Regions from separate parts of the Homo sapiens genome. Here region 2 is linked to region 1. A link is an interaction called in ENCODE POLR2A ChIA-PET data of the cell type or tissue named here. Cell type or tissue: HepG2. All regions are shown on one strand. Each heading gives the region's core, and the rest is flanking DNA. Links, peaks and the distances in the headings are about the cores only.

Region 1 (10,493 bases), core at 848-8,847:
GTTACAGGAGGGGCATTTACCTGCCACTTTGCAGAAGGTGAGAAAGGCACCTCAAGAAAAGGAATAAGCTGAAGTGAATAAAATTCATATTCACATGCTTTCTTGTTTTTATTTTCTTTTTATTTGTTTGTTTTTAGAGACAGGATCTTGCTGTGTTGCCCAGGCTAGAGTGCAGGGATGCAGTCATGGCTCACTGCAGCCTTGAACTTCTCCTGGGCTCAAGTGATCCTCCTGCTTCAGCCTCCTGAGTAGTTTGGACGACAGGTGTGCAACCACCATGCCCAGCTAATCTATGTTTTTGAAGAGACAGGGTCTTCACTTGTTGCCCAGGCTGATCTCAAATTCCTGGCCTCAAGCAATCCTCCTGCCCGGGACTCCCAAAGTGCTGTGATTACAAGCATGAGCCACCGTGCCTGTCCTTGCTTTTACTTTGAAGTCAATCAGGCAGCATAAAAAAAAAAAAAGTTCTGGAGAGGTCAGGCGCGGTGGCTCACACCTGTAATCCCAGCACTTTGGGAGGCTGAGGCAGGTGGATCACAAGGTCAAGAGATCGAGACCATCCTGGCCCACATGGTGAAACCCCGTCTCTACTGAAAATTCAAAAATTAGCTGGGCGTAGTGGCAGGTGCCTGTGGTCCCAGCTACTCGGCAGGCTGAGGCAGGAGAATCACTTGAACCCGGGAGGTGGAGGTTGCAGTGAGCTGAGATTGTGCCACCGCACTCCAGTCTGGTGATAGAGCTAGACTCCGTCTCAAAAAAAAAAAAAAAAAAGTCCCGGAGAAACATATCAAAGAGCACACAGCTAGCCAGACAAGTAAATTAGCCTTTGGTTGCCCTGTTCCTCACTTGTGTACAAAGGTGTGAACGTGCATGTGTTTGTGTGCGTGTGCATACACACCTATGTGTTTTAAGGGGTGTATGACACCTCCCCACCCAGAGAGAAGCCTGCTCCCTCTTCTGTGATCCCCTCCCCAATTCTGTCTTGTAGTGGACAAAAGCCTTGTGGTCATTCTGTCTAGGATTCAGAGCCCAGCCCCAGATCTAACCTCTCCTGTCATCTTGGGCAAGTCACTTGACTTTTTTTTTTTTTTTTTTTTTTTGAGGCAAAGTTGCCCAGGCTGGAGTGCAGTGGCGCGATCCCAGCTCACTGCAACCTCCGCCTCCTGGGTTCAAGTGATTCTCCTACCTCAGCCTCCCAAATAGCTGGGATTACAGGCACCCACCACCACGTCCAGCTAATGTTTTGTATTTTTAGTAGAGACGGGGTTTGACTATGTTGGCCAGGCTGTCACGAACTCCTGACCTCAATCACCTGACTTATGGAGGATAATAACACCTGTTTCTCGGAGTGGTTAGAGTAAATGGAGGCAAAGCACTTAGCATCCTCTCTGGCACATGGAAACAGTAAACAGGAGGGGTTATTAAGGTGCCTCTCAGCCCTGAGAGTGTACTTGTGTAATATTAAACATTCATTGGCCCCTGCAGAGACAAAGGGAAAGCTTCCCTTTCTCCTCGTGAAGGCTCGCTGAAAATCAACAGACAAAAGGAAGATTAATTGGAGAAAAGACAAAATTTATTTCAACGTGCAGAGCATGAGGGAATCACAGAAGTTACCCAATAACCCAGTGGGGTACAGGTGCATGCGCCCTTCTTCACGGGGGAAGGAGAGATGGGGGACACGTGGCAATTTGAAGGACAGTCAATGGTTTTTAGGGGGGAAATGAATGAGTCCAGCGTCCAGATGATAATTAATAATTTCTTTGGACATTGAAAGGGAAAGAGAGCAGATAATGGTTTGGGATGAAGTTTATCTGGGCTGTAGGTGTGGTGTTTAATGTTCAGTCTCATATCCTCTAGGATATGAGTTTTAACCTCTAGCTAATGATATTCCAGGGAAGGTAATTGTGTTCCCCTTTGGCAGGTCCCGTTTCTAGGCAGATAAAGAAACTTCAGAGAACAGCGTCATCCTGCACTTTGAGAGAGACAGAGGATTCAGAGAAGGAGGCAGGGAGGTCAGATAGACCTTGAGGCTGCTTCATGTCAGAGCGCCATATTTTAGGGCAATGCTTTCTGAGCCCCTAACCCCCCATCCATGTCAGTTGCTGTGCTGGTACCAGGACAAGAAACATGAATAAGATACGTTACCCCTCAAGGTTTTACAGCCCAGCCAAGGGAGGCAGGCAGGGCAGGTGCAGGACAGGAGAGCAGTAACAGTAACAATACAACATGGTGGTCGGGCACAGTGGCTCAGGCCTGTAATCCCAGCACTTTGAGAGGCCAAGGCAGGCAGAACACTTGAGGTCAGGAGTTTGAGACCAGCCTGACCAACATGGTGAAACCCCGTCTCTACTAAAAATACAAAAATCAGCCAGGTGTGGTGGTGGGCACCTGTAATCCCAGCTACTCCAGAGGCTGAGGCACAAGAATCGCTTGAAACTGGGAGGTGGAGGTTGCAGTGAGCTGAGATCTTGCCATTGCACTTCAGCCTGGGTGACAGAGCGAGACTCCATCTTAAAACAAACAACAAACAAACAAACAAGCCCGTGGATTTGGTGCTTATGAGGTCAGCTTCTGCTCTCAGTGCTATGTATGAACCAAATCACTTCATCCTCACAGCAATCCTATAAAGTGGATTATTGCCACGTCTCAGATGAGGAAATCCAGGCCCCTCTGCCCACACTCACGGCCAGGGAGTTGGAGGTCAGGGTGCTCCGGAGGCTGCCCTTTGAACCGTCCCCTGCTGCAGCTCTCCCTGGAGCAAGAGGGCACAGTCCAGGGAATTCATAAAAGGGACTATGCGTGGGTGTGGAGGTGCCTCTCAGACCCAGAACCAGCCCCCCAACCCATGGCGGTTCTCTGTGTTTCCACTTCTCAGATACTCCTCGCCACGCTGTTGCCAGGATCCATGTCTGTCCCTCCCCATGGGGCGAATGCCCCCTCTCAGGGCTGGTCTTTATCCTCCATGCCCCCAGATCCTGCCACAGGGCCTGTCCCTAGGAAGTACCCTGGAATGAATGGAGGAGACAGGCTGAGTGCTGGGTGCGGGCTGAGTGGGGGACTTGGACAAAGGCAATGGGAGTAGAGGTGGAGGTCTGACCGGCTGTAGGTAAGTGGGACAGAGTCTCAGATCACTTGCTGCCAGGTGTGGGCCTGGGTGACCCACAAGTGGTGACCGTGCACACTGAGACAGGGGACACAGGTGGAGGAGCAGGCTTGGGGCTGGGAGGCCATGACTCAGGGATCTGAGTTCAGGAGGAATCGAGTTGCGGGAGGCCCCGATTCCAGAGTCACTGGCTCAGCACAGTCGTTGAAACCATCCGAATGGCAGCATTATCTAGAGAGCGGGCCCGCCTCGAAGCAGGCCGAGGGAGACTCCAGAGAACACAGACGGGAAACCAGAAGGGCAGTCAGCTAGGATTCAGTATCGAGGACCTGAAGACCTCAACATCCTGACAGTTGAGGGGCAAGGAGCCCCTGCAGGTATCGCTGTGCAATCAAGGGATCAAACAAAGCCCCCAGAAGTTCAGGCAAGATCAGCCTACCAAGTTCCACCCCTAGTAGGTTAATAGGCAAAAAATTTAGGTGCTTAAAATAACACTTTCCGTTAACCTGAATATTTCAACATTTCATCTTCCCCCAAGTGATTCATCCTCCATGAGTTAAGGATAATAAAGCTCCATTGTGCTTATAGAGCTGAGGTTATTCCAGTAGGTGTGACACCTGACTTCATTTTGAGCCTTACCTGATGTGACATCACACCCACACTGGGCATGGCAGAACTGAGTTTGCTCCCATTTTTCAGATGAGAAGACTGAGGCCCCAACAGGAAGGCTCTGGAACGCAGACCTTCTGGGGCCTTGTGCAAAGCTGATTCCACAGCACCAGGACCAGATCGCTGCATGGATCCATATTCAGCCCACTGTGTGGATGGGGGCTTTGATCTCTGGAGGCAATGACCCAGGAAGTGGAAAACATTCCAGGGCAGCTGGTTAGGCAAGGTTGGGAAACGCATTTCCAACTGTTCCTGACACAGAGGGGGCGCCGAGCAAATATTTGCCAAGTGGATAAAAATTTCATCATTCTTGTTGCTCAGTGTTGCAAGTTCCTGCCTCGAACACACAGGTTGGGTAGGGCGGGCCCTGGCAGAGGCCAGGATCCTGCAGTCAGTGGTTAATTATTCTAAGAGTTCAGGCTTGCAGGAGGCGGGACGGAGCTGGGCGGAGGGTGCGTGTCTAGTTCATTCCTAACAAACTCCTGCAAAGTTAAACTGAAGCTCTGTAGTCCTAGAAAGGTGCGGCTAGATCGCCCACCTCTAGGCAGGTCACCTCCGAGCCTGTCCAGACCCAAGGAGGACCTTCCCAGGAGAAAAAAGCCCGGGCTGGAATCAGCCTTGGTTTCCTTGCTGCAGGTTGGACTAGGGTAGGGGAAGGGCGCCTAACCCAAACCCATTGGTTAAATTCCACTGCTCAAGGTTTCCCTGTGGAGCTGAGAAACACGTGGCCATCTTCCCTGAGCTTCTCATGCGTTTCTGTTCTCACCTTGATCCTGGAATCTGGAAAACCATGGCAGGCAAGATCCGCTGGAGAAACTCCTCCCCTGGAGAATTCTAACTCCAGTTAGGTTCCTCTAGCAAACTAGCTGTGTGCCCTGAGGCAAATCACTGAACCTCTCTGAGCTTGTTTTCCCACCTGTAAAATTAGTCTGTTGTGAAATAGATCATTTCACAGCACCCCCTTCTCTCTGGAAATGTACTCTAAAAGACTAGTTTCTCCTCCCTAGTTTGGAAGCTTTGAGAGGGCTGGGACACAATTCTATTTGTCACTCTCTCTCCTCCAATGCCGGAAGTGCAGAAGGCACTTAACATGCTGAATAAGTAAAACTCCTTTAAAACTAATGGGAAGAAACCCTTGGTGTTTACTCTGCACCAAGCAAAACAGTTTCTGTGGATTATCTCATGTAATCCTCATACTGCTCAGGAAGGTACTTCTTTTTTTGAGATACGATCTTGCTCTGTTTCCCAGGCTGGAGTGCGGTGGTGTCATCACAGCTCACTGCAGCCTTGACCTCCCAGGCTCAAGCGATCTTTGCACTTCAGCCTCCCAAGTAGCTGTGACTACAGGCACATGCCACTCTGCCCGGCTCATCTTTTTTCTTATTTTTGCCTACAGATGAGGTCTCACTATGTTGTCCAGGCTGGTCTTGAACTCCTGAGTTCAAGTGATCCTCCCACCTATGCCTCCCAAAGTGTTGAGGTTACAGGCGTGAGCCACCGTGCTGGCCAGGAAGGTACTATTTTGCCCGTTTTACAGGTGAAGAAACGGGTCTGGGCGCTGTGGCTCACGCCTGTAATCCCAACACTTTGGGAGGCCGAGGAAGGTGGATCACGAGGGCAGGAGTTTGAGACCAGCCTGGCCAACATGGTGAAACCCTGTCTCTACTAAAAATACAAAAATTAGCCGGGCGTGATGGTGAGTGCCTGTAATCCCAGCTACTCAGGAGGCTGAGGTAGGAGAATCGCTTGAACCCGCGAGGCAGAGGTTTCAGGGAGCCGAGATCGTGCCATTGCACTCCAGCCCGCGCAACAGAGCAAGACTCTTATCTCGGGGTGGGGGGGAAAAAAGAAACGGAAGCCTGCAGAGGCTGGGCAGCATGTTCGAGGTCAGGCTGCCTTGTGTGGAGTGGTTGGGACTGGAAGCTGGATCAGAACCTCACATGTTTGCAGACAAACTTGTCTCCTCAAAGTGGCAGAGCCATTCCAGGAAGGAAAACTAAAGCTTGTCTGAGACCGGCCAGAAAGGGGGGAGTGTCTAAACTGCCTCACTTCCACTTCTGGGAGAAGGTGCTTATGATGGGGAGTCGGGGAGCCCCTCCATGTTGGGGTTCCCTGTCTACACTGTTCCTGACTGCAGTGGTCAATTGTGTTATTTGCCCCTAGGGCAGTGGTTCTTGACTGGGGGTGATTTTTGCCCCCCAGGGGACATCCGGCCACATCTGGAGACTTTCAGTTGTCATAACTGGGCAGTGTTACTGGCATCTAGTGGGCAGAGGCCAGAAACGCGGCCAAGCATCCCCCAGCACACAGGACGGCCCCCATGACAAGGAATCATTCAGTGTAAATGTCAGCAGCACTGAGGCTGAGAACCCCCGGTGTGGAAAACGGGGACTCTGCAGTGGACTCTTGGAAGGGCTCTCATCTGAGTTTCTTCTTCGGAAGTACACGATTCCCATGTTTTAGGGGAGGAAACTGAGGCTCCGAGAGGTTGGGAGTTACTTTAGAGCTCTTACTTGGAAAACCAAGATTCTAGGCTGTGTCGATTTCTCCCGTCCCTGCGGACTTGGGAAATGACTCAGCATCAGGGGGAAGTTGAGGGGATACAGTCAGGTGAAAAGAGGAATAAACTGAGTCAGGGAATCTGGATCTGGCCCTGGCTCTTCATAAATTCAGTGTGGCCTTGGTAAGTCACTGCCCCTCTCTGGTCTCGTTTCCAAAGGAAGGGCCAATAAGATAACTTCGAGCTCTCCCCAGTACCGCCTGGCAGGACACTGCCCCTGCGCTGCTGAGATGGTGCCTGAGGGCTGGAAAGACGGGGAGGGGCAATCCAGGTCGTGATGGGCAGGGGGGAGTTTGGGGCCTTCTCAGACACCTACGTCCACCTCTGCACAAAGGATAAATCCCGGGCAAGGAGGATGGAACCCCTACCCTTGGGAAATGGGGAGAGATGTTCTCTTTGAGCAGAAAGAATCAAACTCCCTGGGTCCACCCACTCCGGGAATTCCACAGACCAGCCCCCAAGTGTGAGCTTCCAGAGTTTAGAGCCAGGTTCTCCTCCAATTCAGCTCAGCTTAGCCCTTCCCTAGAACATCCCAGCTGGGCTGGGACATTCCTCCTTGGCATGGCACAGGCTTCTGTTAAGCTCTGGCCCCATCTTCTTCTGGAAATGAGATGTACTATTTACCTGCTAGAAGGGCAGGTGGTGGGAGAGTAGCTTTGGGTGGGACCACAGACATGTCACAGCAAAATTCACCTTAAATAGCCCAGATGCCAGAAGGGAGAACGCCCAGGATTATGGGGTGAGGGACAGCTTGCTAGGGGCTAGCTCAGTCACAGAAGTGGGGAGCTCTGGGGCCCCAGCACTGCTTGGAAGGCAGAGACAGGATCTCCAAGACCCTCAGGCTCCCCAGAGTGACCTTTGCTGGGCATGACAGAACCCCTGGCTCCTTAGGAAAACCGAGGCAGCCCCAGAGCTACAAGATTTAGCACTTGGTTATTTTATTTCCTCAAAAATAAAACAGAAAGGAGGCGGGGCCCCAGCTCAGCACCAGGTGGGCAGCTCGGAGTTGTGGCCTCCCTCCTCCAGGGCTCGCCTCCGCCTTTCCTCCCGCCCCTACTGGCAGCCAACAAGTCAACGGAATTCCTGGCCTTTGAGATGTCACCCCAAATGCCACCTGAGTTGAGTGAAGAAACACTCTCTTGGTGAAAGCAGAAGCGGAGCTACCAGGCCAGGCATTGCTGGTGGCCGGCATCACCTGAGCTCGCCTGTGTCCTGCCCAGCTTCAGTGGGTCTTCCCCCGGCCCTCTGAGATGACATCCTCGGGCCGGGCGCGCATGTACCACTCCACCCAGGAGCCATCGTAGATGGGCACGTCTGGCTTGCCGCAGAGGTAGGCCCCTAGTGCCACGTGGCAGGCTGTGACGCCAGAGCCACACGTGGCCACCAGTGGCTTAGACAGGTCCACTTTCTTCTCCTGGAACAGATGGCGGATCTCCTCAGGGCTCTTCTCCAGCCCCTCCTGGCTCAGGAAGTCTGTGAAGGGGATGTTCACGGTACCTGGGATGTGGCCAGGTTCAATGCCTACAGCAGGGGAGCAGGGAGGAGGGGACAAATAGAAGGATGCTATGAATGGTACCTCGTATTTGTGGTGCTCGAGATATTGAGAGCATCCCATGCAAGCATGGTGCTAAATCCTTTATATCCACCATCTCATTTAATTCTCACAACCATAAAACCTGAGCACTGTTTAGAGGAGCCCCCATTTTATACACGGTGATGCTGAGGTTAAGTACCACCTGAGGCTAACACATCTAGCAAATTGCTGACTGAACTTTGAACCTAAGAACTGGGCCCCAAGGTTTCCTGACTATGCACCCTAGGGACAGCAAAGCAATAAACAAGACCCCTGCCTAGCTAGAACGTGCAGTACCTGCAGGCAAGGAGCTTTAATCTGGCAGGGCAGACAGGCAACTGAATAATTACAAGCATAATGGGTGTTCCAAAAGTGCCCTACTGGGTGGCCTGGGGCATGTAAAAAAAAAATAACGCCAGTAACAGCAATAGCTGATATTATTATTACTGAGACAGGGTCTCATTCTGTTGCCCAGGCTGAAGTGCAGTGGCATGATCAAGGCTCACTGCAGCCTCAACCTCCTGGGCTCAAGCAATCCTCCTGCCTCAGCTTCCCCCCGAGGGGCTGGGACTACTACAGGCACATGCCACCATGCTCAGCTAATTTCCTTTTTTTGTTCTTTTTTTTTTTTTTGAGATGGAGTTTTGCTCTTGTTGCCCAGGCTGGAGTGCAGTGGCATGATCTTGGCTTACTGCAACCTCCACCTCCTGGGTTCAAGTGATTCTCCTGCCTCAGCCTCCTGAGTAGCTGGGATTACAGGCACCCATCACACCTGGCTAATTTTTGTATTTTTAGTAGAGACGGGGTTTCACCATATTGGCCAGGGTGGTCTCGAACTCCTGACCTCAGATGATCCACCTGCCTTGGCCTCCCAAAGTGCTGGGATTACAGGTGTGAACCACCACGCCTGGCCTAATTTGGTTTTTATAGACATGGGGTCTCAGTATGTGGCTCAGGATGGTCTTGAATTCCTGGCCTCAAGTAATCCTTCTGCCTCAGCTTCCCAAAGTGCTGGGAATATAGGAGTAAGCCACCTTGCCTGGCCAATAGCTGATGTTATTGAATGCTTACTTTCTGCCAGGCACTGTTTGGAGACGGTCAGCTATACTTTCTCCTTGAATCCACCCCAAAATTCTCTGGGAAAGAAATTATTATCCTCTCTTTTGTAAAGATGAAGAGAATGAAGTACAAAGACTAGCTTGTGCAAGCTAGCAGAGGGCAGGGAGGAGTAAACCCAGGCAAGTCTATGCTTCCCACCTTCACGCCACACTGGCTGGGGGCTCAGTGGGTGGAGGAAGTTTCTCTGAGAATGCCCCGAAGGATGAGTAGGATTCAGTCACATAAAGGGGTCTGGGTGGATGGAGGCCTAGAGCATCCCAGGCAGAGGGAATCTGAAAGGCGAGGGAACCACCTGTTGCCCGGAGGGGTTAAAGGTCATTGTCACGAAAGCCCAGACAGTGAGAAGCCAGAGGCCCAAAGGGGAAGCTGAAGGGGATGGGAACGCCTTAGCAGGCCTGGAGTAAGACTTGGGGGCTTTGACCTGACTGCAGGGGGAACTCAGGCTTCTGCGTTTACTTTTTTACTGTTACTTTTAATTTTTTTTATTGAGAAGGGGCTTGCCATCATGTCCAGGATGGTCTTGAACTCCTGGGCTCAAGGGATCCTCCCACCTCAGCCTTCCAAAGTGTGAGGATTATAGGTAGGAGTTACCTTGCCCAACCTAGATTTCCATTTTTAAACGATCATTTTGATTGTAGCAGAAAGAATGGGATGGGAAAGGCCCACACCTCTGCAGACTCCCAGGGTGTTTTTTGTTTTCACTGCCCCACCTTGAGGCAGGGGTTACTAACATTCCCATTTTCATGCAGGACTGGGATTTGCAACAAAATAAACCTTCACAACTAACGCTTGGGCTGGGCACGGTGGCTCACGCCTGTAATCCCAGCACTTTGGGAGGCCGAGGGGGGCAGATTACCTGAGGTTGGGAGTTCGAGACCAGCCTGACCAACATGGAGAAACCCCGTCTCTACTAATAATACAAACATTAGCCGGGCGTGGTGGCACATGCCTGTAATCCCAGCTACTCGGGAGGCTAAGGCAGGAGAATCACTTGAACCCGGGAGGCGGAGGTTGTGGTGAGCCGAGATTGCGCCACTGTACTCCAGCTGGGAAACAAGAGCAAAACTCCGTCTCAAAACAATAACAACAACAACAACAGAAACAAACACAAACAAAAAACCCCCCAAAAACGAATGATTCAAATCTGAGCCATTCAGACTCTTGTCCAGCTTCTGCCTTGGTTTCCCTCCGCAGTGGAGTGACACCCCCACAGGAGCTGCTGACCCATGTATCGGTATCTATTCTCAGACCCTGGCATAGAGACAGCACTCCCGAGTCTGTGGAGAGGCTGGAATGGGTCATGCATCCCACCTAACAGACACAGTTACCGGGCTTGGTCAGATATCACATAGAGACCAGCCCAGAGCAAGGAGGAGGAACAAACTCTCAACCCAGGGTGGTGACTGTAAAGGGAGGGCCATCCCTACACCTTGAATCCCACCAAGCAAAGCATGTTTCCCCTGCCTGCT
Region 2 (10,493 bases), core at 862-8,861, 77 kb before region 1:
CCTCCTGTGTGCCAGGCACTGTTCTAGGCTAAGAGTGTTGAGGGAGTGGGACCGACAACTTGCAAGATTGAGAAATCTTCATGGGACTCACAGTCAAAAGGGGGTGGGGAGAATAGGGAAAGAAACAAGTAGACCCCAAACTGGAAAATTTCGGAGAACAAGTGCTGTGACTTGGGGGTTTGTGTATAAGAGCTGGGTTGTTGTGTTCTTGCTTCTAGGGCTTTCTCTGAGCTCAGACAAGGTTACCCCCAATTCCGCTCTGCCTGAGCGTCCACTCCATGGCTTAAGGCATCACATGGCCTGAAGGCTCCTGATAAAAATACAGATATCTTGGCTCTTCAGTCTCTTCAGTGGACAATGAGTGAGCGCCTGCTGTTCGCAGGAGCCCGGGAGGAAGCTAGACACAGGAACAGGCTTTGCATAGCATTTACCTAATACTAGTGCAATGGGCATTGTATTCGTTGGCTAGGGCTGCCTTCACATGACCCCACACCTGAAGGGCTTGAACGACAGAAATGTGTCTCACAGTTCTGGGGGCTGGAGTCCAAGATCCAGGTGTCGGCCGGCTTGGTTCCTTCTGAAGGTATGAGGAAGAGTGTTCCAGGCTTCTCTCTTGGCGTCTGATGTCTTGCTGGCAATCAGTGGGGTTCCTTGGCTTATAGAAGCAATGCCACGTTCTCTGCCTTTACCTTCACGGCATTCCCTCTGTAGGCGTGCGTCTCTGTCTCTATATTTCCCTTTTGGATAAGGACACCAATCATACGGACGAGGAGCCCACCCTACATTTTTTTTTTTTTTTTGGCCTACAACAACCAGCTTTATCACCCACCATCCGTAGGCCATGAAGTGGTAGCTTGGGGACATCTTGTGGGTCACCAACACGTGGAGGGACTGGGATTTTGGCTGGGTCTGCCCACTCTCCAGCACCCCGCTGGATCTTGGTCACCTGAGTGTGGTGGGCACACCGAGGCCTGCTCTGCCCTGTCCTGCTGGGTCAGGCCTGTGTTCCTCGCTGTCCGGCCCCCACCATGCCCAGCCTTCAAGCCTCCCCTCATCCCCTCACCAGGCCTCCCGGAGGCTTCTTTTTCCTTGGGGACCAAGGAGGCTGAGGCTCAGTGTTAGGAATGCAGATTCCCAGAGCAACAAGGCTTCCGTTCCATCTATGTGAACGTGTCTCTTTGCTGCGAGGACAAGAGTGTCCCTTGTTGACAGAGGAAATCCCTGACTCCTTGGCAGGCTGTCCCCTACCCCCACGGCTTTCTGGGACCCTTGTCTGTGCTTTTCTCTTCTCTTCTTTCCTCTCCTTTTCTCTTTCTTTTCAAGACAGGGTCTTGCTCTGTCACCCAGGCTGGAGTGCAGCAGCACAGTTATGGCTCACTACAGCCTCCAACTCCAGGGCTCAAGTGATCCTCCCACCTCAGCCTCCCTAGTAGTGGGATCTGCAGGTGTGCACCACTATGCCCAGCTAATTAAAAAAAATTTTTTTTTGTACAAACAGGGTCTCACTATGTTGACTAGGCTGGTCTCAAACTCCTGGGCTGAAGGGATCCTCCCTCCTTGGCGTCCCAAAGTGCTGGGATTACAGGTGTGGGGGTAAGCCACTGCACCCAGCCACGTCTGTGCTTTCAAACACCTCTCTCAGCATTTTGCTGCTGCTTGCTTATTGCCAGCCCCTCCCCCCAGGCCATGTCGGATCGATGGCCAGGTGGCCGCCAGGTCTAGAGGACGTCGATTGTGCAAGATCGGCTTTTCAGACTGTCGGGCTAGCAGCCTGGGCTGGGGGCCTGGGCCTTTTGACCTTCCAAAGGACAGGATGGGGTACAGAGGCTAGGATCGGGGTGTCTTCACCCCCTACACAAACACACTATCCCTGCTCTGTCTCAAGCATCTGTCCCTCAGGAAGTTTGCAAGGTGGGGCCCAGGGCCTGGGAAGAGGGGAGTTTATGGGGAGGAGGCAGAGTTGTTGGGGCTGGGACGAGGGACAGTGGGCAGGGCTATGGTGTTCGGTCTCAGGGTCAGGGTCAGGCCCATGGGCAGGGGCCAGGACTCTGGGGAGGGCCACAGGAGAAGGTGAGGGAAGGTACCCCCTAACCCAGAATCCTAACCAGCCTGACAGTGCGCCCTCCTGCCCTGGCCCAGCCCTGGCTCTGCCTGGAGATGGTGCTGTACTGAGCTCATGCCCAGCCCCCATGGGCAGGGGCCTTCACACCTTAGGACACAGGGGTGCCCCCCACGCACATGTCAGGGAGGTACCTGCCTACTGCTACAGGCCCCCTTAGGGAGCACACGCCAGAGAGCATGGGGCATCTACGTGCTTGAGACATGCGTGAGGGGCCACACAGGTAGGCACCACACACATGCCACCTGTCATTGCCTGGACTTCAGTGCACAGGCACACCTGGCCCCGACACACCAGCGTGTCACCATGAGAAGAGGAGAAACCCGCTCTCGGCGCCCCCCACAGTGCTGGGCCTTCGCACACGTTGTTTCCCGTTCATCAAGAAGGGGCGAATTTTTTTCATTCGACAGATGGAAGAAGCACCGCTCAGAAGTCAGGGAATCTGCCCAGGTTCCTACAACTAAAAGGGAGCCAGGTAGGGCTGAAAACCGGCGGTCACGGCAAAGCCCGGGCGCGGGGCCCTGTCCCATCCCAGCCAATCCATAAGCATCTCACACTTCACACCCGCTGCACACTCCACTCACACGCCTCACACTCCACACATGCCTCACGCTCCACACACACCTCACACTCCACACACGTCTCACACTACACACACGCTTCACACTCCACACATGCTTCACACTACATACACCTTACACTACACACACACCTCACACTATGCACACACCTCACACTAAACACATGCCTCATATTCCACACATACTGTGAGCATGCACACACACACACACACAGCTGCACACACCTCTCATGCTCCATACACACCTCACACCATACGTACCTCAAAGACACACACACCTTACACTGCACATTCCCAGCACCCACACTGCACACACATGCACAGTCCATATGCCCACACAACACACTTCACACACCCCCCACCCCACACCATACAAACCTCACAGACACACCTCTCACACAAATCTTATACCCCACACACAATCCCTACGCTCCACACACACACACACACACACACACGCACATTCTACACATACATAATCTACACACACAAATTCCAGACTGTCTCTCTTACACACACACTCTGGGACCCATATGCCCACAGCACACAGCATCTCAGGCGTGCACCCCGCATTCTGGCCTCAGGATGTAGACTCGCTGAAAGTCAGCCTTGTCTGAGACAGACGCCCGCTGCCCTGCACGCACCCTAGAAAGCCCTGGCTCCCATCCGGCACTTCGGCACGCATATGGCTCAAACCCATCTCCACAGCAACGCTGTTCCATAGAACAACAACGCAGGTCACACTTGTGACTTAACCTGTCTAATATCCACATGCAACAAGGGGTGTGGTGGCCCGCGCCTGTAATCCCAGCTACTTGGGAGGCTGAAGCAGGAGGATCATGTGGGCCCAGGAGCTCCAGACCAGCCTGGCAACCTAATGAGACCCTGTCTCTGAAAAAAAAAAAAACAAGAGAGCCAGAAGAAAATTGCTTTTAATAATACATTTTATTTATCCCATGATCACCAGTGTTATTTCAACATAAAATCAATATAAAAATTGTTATCGCGTTGGTTGACATCCTGTTTGCACTTGGCCTTGGAAACCTGGTGTGCGTCTCCCCCGTGCAGCTTTTCTCAGTTCAGACTGACTCAAGAGCCACGGGTGACCAGCGGCTACCGTCATGGACAGCACAGCGCTACGGAACCAGGTAGGAATTCATGCTGCGTGCGGTCGCTCATGCCTGTAATCCTAGCGTTTTGGGAGGTCGAGGTGGGTGGAATCACTTGAGGTCAGGAGTTCGAGACCAGCCTGGCTAACATGGTGAAACCCCATCTCTTCTAAAATTATGAAAATTAGCCGGGCATGGTGGTGGGCGCTGTAATCCCAGCTACCTGGGAGGCTGAGGCAGGAGAATTGCTTGAACCCGGGAGGCGGAGGTTGCAGTGAGCCGAAATCACACCACTGCACTCTAGCCTGGGTGACGGAGTGAGACTCCATCTTAAAAAAAAAAAAAAAAAAAAAAAAGAACGAGGTAGGAATTCAAATAATTCCCAGCTAAACAGAAAATAGCATCAAACCCCACCCCTGCCTCCCCTTTCTCCTCTCCAGTCCCCAGAGTATATGGGCCCAGCCTCCTTTTCTCTCTCTCAGGCCAGCAGCTCCTTTAGTCTCGCCTGTCCAGGTAAGCACCTGGACTCACCCTTGTGAGCCCCTGCACTCACCTGCACCGGCCTCTGCACAGTCCCCAGTCCTTGGCTGTCCCTACCTCATGCTCTCGGGGACCAGGGGCTGTAACCAGGCAGGCATGTCACCAGGCAACGGGCCTCGGGGGAGAGCTCAGATCTCCCGCACCTGCCTGCCAGCCTCTGGGGTGCCCATGCGGGGGTGGGGGAAGATGGGGCGGGGCAGGCACTGCCTTCTCCTACCTCCTGCCTGTTTACCTGTACTTAGTCACAGTGCTGTCCAGGACCCAGCAGGAGGAGTTCCATGGAGCCTGAGGCCACAGGCCACAGGGGACAAGGGCCAGACACCCTGGTCATGGCTCTAGGCCATTGATCCAGCCTGGGCTGGCTGGGTGGGGGTGGGGAGGCCTTGGCCTGGACAAACAGAGGCTCCTGAGGCCTGTGTGCAGGCCCGGCACCTATCTGCCGCTCCCAAAGGTAAGCGGGGGCCTCCAGGACAGGGGACCGGGATCTATAAATGACCTAGTGACAGTGTCCACCCTAAGAGCTGGGCCTGGCTCCCTGCAGCCTGAGCCACCTACCCTGCTCCGAGGCCAGGCCTGCAGGGCCTCATCGGCCAGAGGGTGATCAGTGAGCAGAAGGTGAGGGGCCCACAGAGCTGGGGAGGGGAGGGACCACGCAGGGTGACACCAGGTGTGTGGACAGGCACAGCATCAGTGCTGGGTGGTTGGTGGCCTGGGATTCAGGTGGCAGGGACAGGAGGAAGGGAGAGGCCACCCTACCCCTGCCTCGCAGGACTGGACATGCTGCCCCCTCCACACCCGGTACCCCACCTGGGCCTTCTGGTGTAGGAGACAGGCCCGGAGCCCCACATTGCACCTATGTACTGACTTAAGCCCAGGACCCTGGGCTCACAGGCTCAGAGTTGGCATGTATGTGTATGTGTGTTCGTGTGTGTGTCTGTGTAGGAAGGGCGTGCATCTATGAATTTTTGTGTCATGAATAGATGTGCGTATATCCCTCCGCGTGTCTCCATCTGTGTACATCTGTGGGTCTGTGAGTGTGTTTATATGTGTGGAAGGGACCCCCACCCAGTCCCCCACACTCTCAGGACTCTAGGGCCTAATGGTTTCACTGAAAGATGCCCCTATGGCCCTAGCCCAGAGTCCCTGCTCTGCTCTGCTCTGCCCTGGCTGAGGGACCTCGGGTAAGTCATGTTACCTCTCTCTACCTCAGTTTCCCCAGCCATTAAATAGAGTCAGCAAAGTAGGCACCCCAGGCTGTTGGAGGCTGCAGTGGAGTTTGCAGCACTGCCCAGCACAGGGCTGGCACATGGTAGGAGTTCATACGCAGTGGTTGAATCCGGATCTGCATTGCTGGGGGAGTCGCGGCCCCGCCCCAAGGAGCTCAGCCTCCAGCAGGCAGACCCGAGACCCTCCAATGGCCAGAAGGGCAGGAGGGAGTGAGGAGCAGGTGCCAGGGTGGGGTCCATGGTGCTCAGAGCTGGGGGACTGCTTCAGGCCCCTGTGGCAATTGGAGCACAGTCCCCGCTTCCAGGAGTTCAATGTGAGGGGCAAAGAGAGAGTGCCCACAGGTAAGCTGCACATCGCGAGGGGCAGCCGCCCCTTCTAGGGCACTCTGGGAGAGCTGCGAAGAGGTGAGGTCTGAACTGAGGTGACAGGGGCTGCATAAGAGCTGGCCAGGTTGGGAGGTGGGGGCCCAGGCAGAAGGAAGAGTGTGGGGACGCCTGGCCGTGAACAAGCACTGACAGGGCTCAAGGTCCACGAGGGCTCTTGGTGCCGGCTGGCTGCTCTTAATCCATAAATGTTTGCTACCATCCCATTGTTAAAATTTCTCACCAATGGAAGTCCAGTGTCCTTGGGGTGCGACGGGGAAAAGAGAGGGTGGGAAAAAAGGAGGCAGGAGAAGTTGGCCAGGCCACATATGCACACAGCACCTTGGACTTCTGTAGGGAGGAAGGAGCTGGGACCTTGTCATTCATTCATTTAACAATTACTGAGTGTCCGCTGAGTACCAGACTCTGCTCTCATGCAGCTTACAGACAGGGAGGAGGCAGATAAATGACATATTTGCATATCAGGCAATTTAGGCCTCTGTAATTGCTATAAAGAAAAATGCAGGAGAGACGGGAGTGCCCAGGGAAGGCCTCTCTGGAGAGGTGACATCTGACCCTTTGGAGGAGGTAAAGGAGGGAGCCACGAGGCCAGCAGAAAGGAAAACATCCCAGGCCCAGCAAGGAGCAAACCTCCCATTCAGCAAAGAGGACAGGAAAACTGAGACCCTGGGTCTTTAGGGACTGTGTTCTAGGTGGATGGAAGCCGTGCGAGGCTTGTGGGCAGGGCACATGGTGACAACACGCAGTGGCCATTGTGTGAGAACTCACTGGGTAGGGGGGTGGGTGATTGGCTATTGCAGGAGTCGAGGTGACAGATGACGGTGGCCTGGATGATGGTGGGAGTCATGGGGGGCCAAGAAGGGGCTGGCTTTGGGGGGCATTTGGAAGGTAGGGCCACAGGCTTTTCCAAAGGTGCTGGACCCTGGGAATGGGGGAGCCGTTGTATTATAAGATAGTAAAGACAAGAGTGGCACCGTCATCTTCACAACTGTCCACTGCCCCTCCTCCTGCTGGGCAGGAAACCCAAGAGGATGGGAATGAGGTCTCTTAGAGTCACCATGTGCCACCCTGTCGCCACCACAGAGCCTGGCACCAAGCAGGTGCTAGACAAAGATAGGGTGACTGAGCATTGAACCTGGGACCCCACAGGCCCACACCATTGTCCATGCCCCAGTGCCAGGCCTCACAAGTCCTCCTTCCTGGAGGCAGCAAGATAGAAAGCCCTGTACCAGGGGCCTAGAGACTTGGCAGTTTCATTCACTCATTCTTTCTGATCCTTCACTCATGTGACGGGCTGTGCGGCGTTCCATGGGGAACCCCAGAGGTGAGCAAGATGCTGGCCCTGCCTGTTCTGTAGGGGACAGAGGCAAGACCCAAAGCCAAGGCATATTCTTGATCTGATCAAGGGCTGCCCAGGGGAGGGGGCAGCTTAACTAGCCAGGGGCCCAGAACCCAGTGCCTGGCAGGTCGCCTGGTAAGAGTTCCCCACAGTCCAGGCAGGGGGACTCAGCTGCACAAAGGCAGGGTCTCGTGGGCCTGGGGCACCATGTGCATGATGGAAGTTATAGCCACGAGGAGGGTGGACAGCAGCCTGGCCATGGAGGGTCTTGGATGTCGCAGCAAGGGGTTTGGATGATAAGTGGCTGGGAGCTGTGAAAGGATCCTGAGCAGGTGAGCGATTGAGCTGGGGAGGGAGGATGCGCTGGAAGACGCAATGGAGGCAGGGGACCTAGTGAGGAGGCCGCCCCAGGGGTTTGGGTGGGAAGTTATGATGAGCCCGGGGGAATTAATTTCCCACTACTGCCATTTGGACCATGGCTTGGGTTTTTACAGAGGGTGTCCTGAAAATGAGCCTCTCTGTGCTGCTCAAAGTCCTCCCAGATGGATGCGAGGGGCATTTAGAGGGAGGCAAAATCTGCATAGAGAAGGACGCCTGGCTTGGAGGATGAGAGGGGAGGGGAGGCCCACCAAGCACCCCACCATGAGCTGCCCCTCTTCGGGCTTCCTCTAATGGACCCACGACCTGCTCCGAGCCTCAGTTTCCCTCTCTTTACACTGATTATCTGAGAGGTAGTAGGGCTCAGTGATCAGGGCGTCACTCTGAAGTCAATCTGCTTGACTTTGCAGCCTGGCTGTGCTGCTGACCAGCTGTGTGACCTTAGCCAAGCTGCTCAACCTCTCTGTGCCTTGACTCTCCCATCTGTAAAGTAGGAGTGATCAGAGTACCTGTCCCCACAGGATCTGTGTAAGGCTTACATGAGAAAGTGCACATAAAGCAACAGAGACAATTGAAATAAATGTCACCTGTTACCACCTCTATGCCCCCGAGTCCCCATGGCTCTATGACTCATCCCAAAATAGCTCCTTTGTGATCCAGACTCAAGAGTAAAACAGGGCCAGGTATGGTGGCTCACATCTGTAATCTCAACACTTCAGGAGGCCAAGGTGAGGGGATCGCTTGAGGCCAGGTGTTTGAGACCTGGTCTCTACAAAAAATAAAACTATAAAATTAGCCAGGTGTGCTGGTGCACCTGTAGTCCCAGCTACTTGGGAGGCTGAGGTGGGAGGATCACTCGAACCCAGGAGTTGGAGGCTGGGGTGAGCTATGATCGTGCTACCATACTCCAGCCTGGGTGACAGAGTGAGATCCTGTCCCTTAAACAAAAGGGGTGCGACGGGAATATGGTGTCCTCCTCTGGCAGAGGGAGGGGACGAGGGACTGAAAGAAGGGCAAGGAGCCAACCCATCACCTGGGATCTTCCCAATCCAGCAAACCTTCTCAGATTTTGAGGACAGCCACCTCAGTCAGAGGTGGCCAGCCCAGGACAGACAGGCAGCTCTGCGCTGGGGACTCAAACCTGCCATGTGGCCTCATGCAAGAGTCTCAGCACCCTGTTACTGGTCTGTTTCTTGCCTGTTTCTCACTAGGGATGCTGTGAACATTTGAGGAAGTGGGCGGGGCTGTCCCACCCGTTGCCGGACGTTTACCATTTACCATTCCCTGGCCTTGGCCCCATAAAAGCCAGTAGGGCCCACTCCACATGCAGGAATGTCCTAGCTTAGTTGTGGAGGGGGATGTCATGCCCAGTGAGGGTCCCCTGCAGTCCCTCCCTTCCTTGTATCTGATGGGGGCCGCTCAACAGAGTCACTGTGGCTTGACACCAAAGACCCTTAGCTGGGAACGATGCCAAGGGGAGCTGGAGGGAGCCAGGAAGCTGGGAGAAGGGCCAGGGCCCTTCACATCCACCTGGGAGGACTTTGAGCATTACTAAAGAGCCCCGTTTTTGGAAACCCGCTGTGTAAAATCCCAAGATACAGCCCAAAGGAAGCCCCGCCTGCATCTGGGGTGCATTTTATTTATTTTTTTATGTTTTTTTTTTTCTCAAGCAGAGTCTTGCTCTGTCACCCAGGCTGGAGTACAATGGCATGATCTCAGCTCACTGCAACCTCCCCTGACCAGGTTCAAGTGATTCTCCTGCCTCAGCCTCCCGAGTAGCTGGGATTACAGGTGCCCACCACCACAGCCGGCTAATTTTTGTATTTTTCATAGTGACAGGGTTTCACCATATTGGCCAGGCTGATCTCGAACTCCTGACCTCAGGTGATCCACTCACCTCAGCCTCCCAAAGTGTTGGGATTACAGGCGTGAGCCACGGCACCCGGCCCTGGGGTGCATTTTAAAGCTACACGGTATTTATGGATATAGTAAGAGGAGATGAACTTCGCAGTAGTCTGGAGCCTTTGCTCTCCCGGTGGGTGGGTCAAAGGCTTTCTCTGTACTGTGGGGAAACCTGCGTCAAAGGCCAAATACATTGGGATGTTTGCTTGAAAGGGTCTCAAAATAGAGTTGGAACCCTGGAGCGTGGAGAGGGGCGACATTCAGTTGCTATTTAATCATGATTTGTTAATTAACAGCTCATTTATGGGAGGCATCTTAGATTCGTGGAAAAAGCAGGGAGTCAGACATCTAGACTCAACCTCCACTTCCCTGCTGTGTGATCTTGGGCAAGCGGCTTAGCCTCTCTGGGCTTCAGGGTTTTTTTAATCTGTAAAATGCGTCTGGGAGTGAATGTCAGGTATTCAAATCACACTGGGAAAATGGGGCTAGGAAAAGCCCTAGACTGAGTTAGTGCTAGAACACTCTGGGTCTCAGTTTCCTTATCTGTTCAATGGGTGCAGAACTGGAGGTTTAAGTGAGATAAAGCAGGTGAAGTACCCACGTGGTGTGGGCTGGAGGAAGAAAACATGGGACAATGGTTCCACATCCCTGGGTGACCTGAAAATTAAGTGTGAGATGTCTCATGAGGGCACGAAATGAATATTAGTTTTTGTTCCCTTCCTCTGCCACAAGACTTTGAGAGCAGAAAGGTGAGAGAGACGGTACTCTGTGAAGGAAGGCAGGTCCCCGGCCCAGCGCAGTGCCAGCTCAGGGGATTCTGGGGCGGGGGCTAAGTGCATGGACTGTGTGGGCGTGGTGGGAAGCTCCGTGAACCAGAACCAGGAGCAAGAAACAGCATTCCTTGCGTGGACGGGAA

The links. Peaks named below come from ENCODE experiments on the same cell type or tissue, not always from the same donor. Only the 100,000 strongest peaks of a DNase experiment are listed, where the experiment ranks them.
Region 2: POLR2A ChIA-PET joins it to region 1 with 7 read pairs; 3 of 35 experiments call an interaction of 5 or more read pairs at or near these places.

The regions. Positions count from the first base shown.
Region 1 is chr22:37,026,576-37,037,068 of GRCh38, reverse strand. It overlaps MPST (mercaptopyruvate sulfurtransferase), which reads right to left. Exons shown (of 3, transcript NM_021126.8): 3 at 7,254-7,853. The coding sequence ends at 7,555. LOC112268295 (a long non-coding RNA gene) reads right to left here and starts at 5,020. Exons shown (of 2, transcript XR_002958751.1): 1 at 3,743-5,020; 2 at 1,556-2,510. RefSeq lists enhancers at 2,990-3,655, 3,748-4,265. In HepG2, for the core only: a CTCF peak has its summit at 6,036 (motif pointing left); DNase peaks (open chromatin) are centred at 2,738, 3,238, 3,958 and 4,968; H3K4me3 peaks cover 1,203 bases.
Region 2 is chr22:37,103,809-37,114,301 of GRCh38, reverse strand. It overlaps TMPRSS6 (transmembrane serine protease 6), which reads left to right and starts at 4,589. Exons shown (of 18, transcript NM_001374504.1): 1 at 4,589-4,799. RefSeq lists an enhancer at 5,858-6,359. In HepG2, for the core only: no CTCF peak of the experiment used is centred there; DNase peaks (open chromatin) are centred at 1,691, 4,681 and 6,141; H3K4me3 peaks cover 636 bases.